2 separate regions of the Homo sapiens genome follow, and region 2 is linked to region 1. A link is a contact called in ENCODE Hi-C or POLR2A ChIA-PET data. All regions are on one chromosome and are shown on one strand. The core of a region is the stretch at or near the end of the contact, and the rest is flanking DNA. Distances in the headings are between cores, read along the strand shown.

Region 1 (2,700 bases), core at 143-2,642:
CTCTTTCTTCAGGTCTCAGCATAGATCCCATCCAAGAATCCCTTCCTGACTTCGGGTCTAGAGTAGTTGCTTCTCCCAGATATATCTGCACCATTCTGTGAGGTATGGAGATAATCGCCTAGCTTCTAGACTAGAAGTAGGCTGGCTGGGTTCAAGTCCCAGCTCTCTCCCTTTTCTGGTTGTGTAAACTTGGACAAGTTATTAAACCTCTTTATACCTCAGATTCCTCACCTGTAAGATGGGAATAATTATATATATATATAGAGAGAGAGAGAGACGGAGTCTTGCTTTGTCGCCCAGGTTGAAGTACAGTGGCGAGATCTCGGCTCACTGCAACCTCCACTTCCCAGGTTCAAGCGATTCTCCTATCCTCAGCCGCCCGAATAGCTGGGATTACAGGCACGCGCCACCAAGCCTGGCTAATTTTTGTATTTTTAGTAGAGACAGGGTTTCACCATGTTGGCCAGGCTGGTCTTGAACTCCTGACCTCAAGTGATCCACCCGCCTTGCCTCCCGAATTGCTGGGATTACAGGCGTGAGCCACTGTACCTGGCCAAGGATAACAATATTGTACCTATTTCATAAGGTTATGAAGATTAAATGTCTGAAAAACTGTTCTAAATGCATTAGTTATTACTGTTACCCCAACTTACAACGCTCACCTTGGGAGACCAGAGAGAGCAGGAACTTTTTCACCAAAGTATTCCTTAACAGCTTTGAATAAAGAATGAATGAGGCCTGCTAAGTGAACTTGATAAGAGTTGGGTGGGGGAAAGAAGACAGTGTATTTGTATATATGAGGGGTTATTGGTATCTGCCAAATACAGGGAATTGGAGTCAGGAACATTTGAGACAGAAAGGTTTTCTATCTCCTGATAGCCTCCTCAGTTTCCAAGACTAAACTTAATCCAATAAGTGGACAAGACTGCCATCTGATGGTAGAATCTGGAATATCAGCTCCTCGGAGGTGGAACTGAAAGCACGGCTTAAGGGTTTTATTTTTGCATACGTTGTACATTTTCATTTTAGAATTTTAGTTCGAAAAGTTCCATATCATAATGCATTAAGCCTTGTCCTTTCCCCAGCGCCTCCCAGATCTTGCCTATTTCCTTGAGTTCCCTCAGGTTTGGTCCTGTTGGGATCCCCTGAGTTTCAGGAATTAACCCCTGGGAGGTTTCTTTTAGGAGCTTCAGAACTCCAGCTGCCCCAGACTCCCTAAAAATGGGGCACTGGTGGCTTTACGGAAAATAAGTTCGGGGGGATCTGGACATTAGATCTTTCCTTATCCTAGTACATGCTTAGGTTTGGGGCCCCGCCCACTGTCCTAGTCTCCCTGGCAACTGTCTTCCTGCCAAGGGTGCCCCTCTCCCAGAGTTACCCAGGCAACCTTCAGGCCCGCCTTCTTCAAGGTCCTGACTGGTTCATAGCAAATGTGGGTCGCAGCCTAAGGGAGGCATTTAGGCTTAAAATGTATGAGCTGCCGGGAGAGAAGGAGGCTGTGTTCCGGGGGAGGGTATGAGGTTTCAAGACCTGCTAGAGAGAGAGGTGCTTGGGTAGATGGTCTGCTATATCCTCAGGAAGAGCTGCAGCTCCCTGGAGCCTGTCACCGGGGTCTGAGGCCAGAGTTGCCTGGACCATGATCAGAAGTGCTGCTGCCAGAACAGGGGAACCATTGTAAGGGAACCCTGTAAGGGGGGACTCCCGCCACCCTGCACCTTCACCACAATGGCCACCTCCACACCCAAACTGCCTTGTCTATCAGAGCTAGGCTCAGTGGGGAGTAGCTATTTTTCTCCCCTCCCTAGGGAGGATCCCTAATCCTATCTCTTCTTCCTTTTTTCTCCTAAAGTTTCTATTTTGAGGGTCAGTGGACTCATTCTTTGGCACTGCAGGGCTTTCTAAGGAGGGGAGGGGCTACATCTCGTTGAGATGTAGCAGAGGGGAGAGGCTTACTCCCCGGCTCTCCTGCTCTCCCTGCATGTGCCTCTGGGGGAGTGGGGAGGCTATTCTGGGCTAGGGGGTGGTGTGTTAGTAGAGTGGACCCCTTCCAGTCCTCTGCCCACAAATCCTGCAGCTCCAGAGAGGATGTCACTGTAATTACTGTCCTCTCCCACACCACCTTCTAAATCCTATAATTATCTTGCCGGGATCACTTGGCAGTCTTGTTAACCTCTTTAGCCCCAAGGCCCTCTAAGAGAAGTTGGGAGTTGGGAGAAGGGGGCCAAAGAGTTTGCGTTTGGGGTGGGGGGCAGTGTGGCAGGATACAACTGGGGGACTCTAAGAATCATTTGGGGTTATGTCTTCCTTTGCCTCTGGCCTCCCTCCTGCTTATCCCCAATCTGTCCCCTCTCTCCTCATGGCAGGCCAGCTCTACAACTCCACTGGGTGCAAGCTGCTGCTTATCTTCATTCTTGGCCTCCCTGGGGTCCCCACCTCTTCCCTGAGTTCTCACCTACTGCTCCCTCTCTGGGCCCATGGTGGGTCCTCATTACAGGCCCTGTTTCTGGCAGTGGCCAATGCTGCCAGCAGGAGGCACCACTATTCCAGCTGCTGCTCCAGGAAAAGAACGGGTCTAAGTGCAATGTCAGCTTCTCCAAGGACCTTAAAATGCTGGCAGATGGGCTGATCCAGGAGGCGACAAAGCAGTACCTGGGCTGCCAGGTGAGGGAGCTGTTGGGAAGCAGGGGGGAACTGCAGGAG
Region 2 (2,752 bases), core at 102-2,601, 470 kb before region 1:
TGAGTGGATATTCTGCCTGTGGCTTAGCAGGGAATCAGATTGGAGCTCTCCTTGACTTTTCTTCATCCCATTCATAGCATTAATTCACCTACCAGTTATCACATGCCTCCTCTGTGAAGGCACATTTGTAAGTACTAAGGAGACAGCTGTGAGTGAGACAGTCTTATCCCTGTCTTCCTGAAGCTTACAAACTGGTTGTTCTTCAGATCTCTCAGTTGCCCTCATTCTTGGATAAACTTTTGTCTTTTTTCTGCTGTCTGCCTTAACCATTATTCCTGTTCTTCTTCCCCACAACAGAAGCGAGACATCCAGCTGCTAAAGGCATACATGCGTGCAATCCGCAGTGTCAACCCCAACCTTCAGAACCTGGAGGAGACAATTGAATACAACGAGATCCTAGAGTGAGTGTCACTCAGGACGTGGAGTGATTTCATGTCCTGACAACAAGGCCTGAAAGGAGGAAGAGCAGGAGAGTAGCAGAAGGAGGGCATTGGAGAGCTGGGCTGGGGGTCACTGCTTCTCAGATATTGGCATTAAGGACAGGGGCAGAGGAGAAGAGGATAACCCTTAGCTCCACTACAGGATGTCTTATGTGTTTGGGTGGATGGAGGGAAAGCCTGCCCAAGGATGCACTTTATCCAGAATTAGGTGAGTACCCATGTACAAAGCCCTGTATTAAAGGCTGTGGAGTGCTAGGAGGGCCAAAAAGAAATAGAAGATATCGTCCTGTCTTCAGGTAGCTTACAACCCAGAGAAGAGGAGGCAGAGTGCAAGTCCAGGAAAGTGATCTCTAAAATGCAGCAAAAACAAGCGAAGTATACAAGTGAAGTCTAAGATCTCTTTCAGTTCTGGAGTCCTATACAGTTCATAGAGTAAACTGTAAGTGTGAATCAATATATACAGGGCAAATAGTGCTGAGTGGGACATAGGATAGAGGAATAATTGTTTTATTCACTAAACATAGAGCACTAACTGTGTTAGGCGCTATATGTGCTAAGTATTGGAATTTCAAAGAAAAGTAACAGAGACAGAGTGCAGACTTGTGGAATTTAATCTGGTGAGTAACATGTGGTGACTCAGTTGGGACCAAGTGGGGAAAGATTTGGGGTTTCTGAGCCAATGATGGAAGGAAAGAAGGAAGAATAGGTAAGCTGAGTGCAGAGTGGGTAGTTATTTCTATTAGCAGAAAAAGCCAATACAGAGAAAGGAGATGAGCTGGAATGACCATCTTTAACCACCTCCACACAGGTGGGTGAACTCCCTTCAGCCAGCAAGAGTGACCCGCTGGGGAGGGATGATCTCGACTCCTGATGCTGTGCTCCAGGCTGTAATCAAGCGCTCCCTGGTGGAGAGTGGCTGTCCTGCTTCTATTGTCAACGAGCTGATTGAAAATGCCCACGAGCGTAGCTGGCCCCAGGGTCTGGCCACACTAGAGACTAGACAGATGAACCGACGCTACTATGAGAACTACGTGGCCAAGCGCATCCCTGGCAAGCAGGCTGTTGTCGTGATGGCCTGTGAGAACCAGCACATGGGGGATGACATGGTGCAAGAGCCAGGCCTTGTCATGATATTTGCGCATGGCGTGGAAGAGATATAAGAGAACTCGACTGGCTATCAGGAAGAGATGGAAATCAGAAAATCCCATCACTCCAGCAGCTGGGACCTGAGTCCTACCCACCATTCTTAATACTGTGGCTTATACCTGAGCCACACATCTCCCTGCCCTTCTGGCACTGAAGGGCCTTGGGGTAGTTTGCTCAGCCTTTCAGGTGGGAAACCCAGATTTCCTCCCTTTGCCATATTCCCCTAAAATGTCTATAAATTATCAGTCTGGGTGGGAAAGCCCCCACCTCCATCCATTTTCCTGCTTAGGGTCCCTGGTTCCAGTTATTTTCAGAAAGCACAAAGAGATTCAATTTCCCTGGAGGATCAGGACAGAGGAAGGAATCTCTAATCGTCCCTCTCCTCCAAAACCAGGGAATCAGAGCAGTCAGGCCTGTTGACTCTAAGCAGCAGACATCCTGAAGAAATGGTAAGGGTGGAGCCAAATCTCTAGAAATAAGTAGTGAGGCCGTTAATTGGCCATCACTGATGGCCCTTAGGGAAAGACTGGACCTCTGTGCCAAGCAGTATCCCTGTTCAGCCCACCTTAAAGGTGTAGGCACCCACTGGGTCTACCAGTATGCAGGTTGGGATACTGAAAATTTCCAGATGAGCTCTTCTTTCCTACAAGTTTTCATAATTAGGGAATGCCAGGGTTTAGGGTAGGGGTTAATCTGTTGGGGGTTGATGTGTTTAGCAAGAAGCTACTCCTAGCTTTTGCTAAAATATGGTTGGCACTGCCTCTTGTGGCACAGGCCATAATTGTTCCATAGACCCCTCTCTAGCCCTGTGACTGTAGTTAGTTACTTTGATAATTTTCTTTGGCCATTGTTTGTTTATATTTCACAAACTCCACCTACTGCCCCCCCCCCTCTTTTTTTTAAGAATGGCCTGATCATGGCTATCTCAGCCACATTGTTGGCAATTTAATTTATTTACTTCCTTTTTTTTTTTTTAAGAAAGGAAAAAAGAAAAAAAAATCAAACTTGAAACTTTTCTTTTGATGTTCCTATTGTGGGGGTTCTGGATAGGGTGGGACAGGGATGGGGGTGTGTTTTATATTTTTTCCTTTTCAGCACAACCTTTGGCTTTAATATAGGAAGAGCCAAGGGAGTCCTCGGCTGAACTTACGATATCTGCCCCAAAC

The links. Hi-C counts contacts between places; a loop is a spot of excess contacts on that map. ChIA-PET counts read pairs that join two places held with the same protein, here RNA polymerase II (POLR2A). Pooled maps may share reads with other maps.
Region 2: a pooled map shows a loop between it and region 1 (2.9-fold over the local background). The contact joins two enhancer-like sites. A Hi-C loop is called at or near these places in 2 of 168 maps with a recorded cell type or tissue (MCF 10A and mammary epithelial cell), 10 of 37 single-sample maps with no recorded cell type and 12 of 50 pooled maps. POLR2A ChIA-PET finds 5 or more read pairs at or near these places in 5 of 52 experiments (CD4-positive, alpha-beta T cell, CD8-positive, alpha-beta memory T cell, HEK293 and 2 more).

Annotation. Positions count from the first base shown.
Region 1 is chr12:55,737,208-55,739,907 of GRCh38, reverse strand. No RefSeq gene overlaps it. Among named protein-coding and RNA genes, the nearest start is that of GDF11, 4.6 kb to the left of the region's middle. RefSeq lists an enhancer at 1,403-1,722. Within about 2 kb of position 1,392, at least 35 of the 41 ENCODE cell types and tissues checked have a DNase peak (open chromatin) inside an H3K27ac peak, as active enhancers do.
Region 2 is chr12:56,205,295-56,208,046 of GRCh38, reverse strand. RNF41 (ring finger protein 41) reads left to right here. Exons shown (of 7, transcript NM_005785.4): 6 at 298-401; 7 at 1,249-2,752. The coding sequence ends at 1,600. Among named protein-coding and RNA genes, the nearest start is that of RNF41, 15 kb to the left of the region's middle. Within about 2 kb of position 1,351, at least 6 of the 41 ENCODE cell types and tissues checked have a DNase peak (open chromatin) inside an H3K27ac peak, as active enhancers do.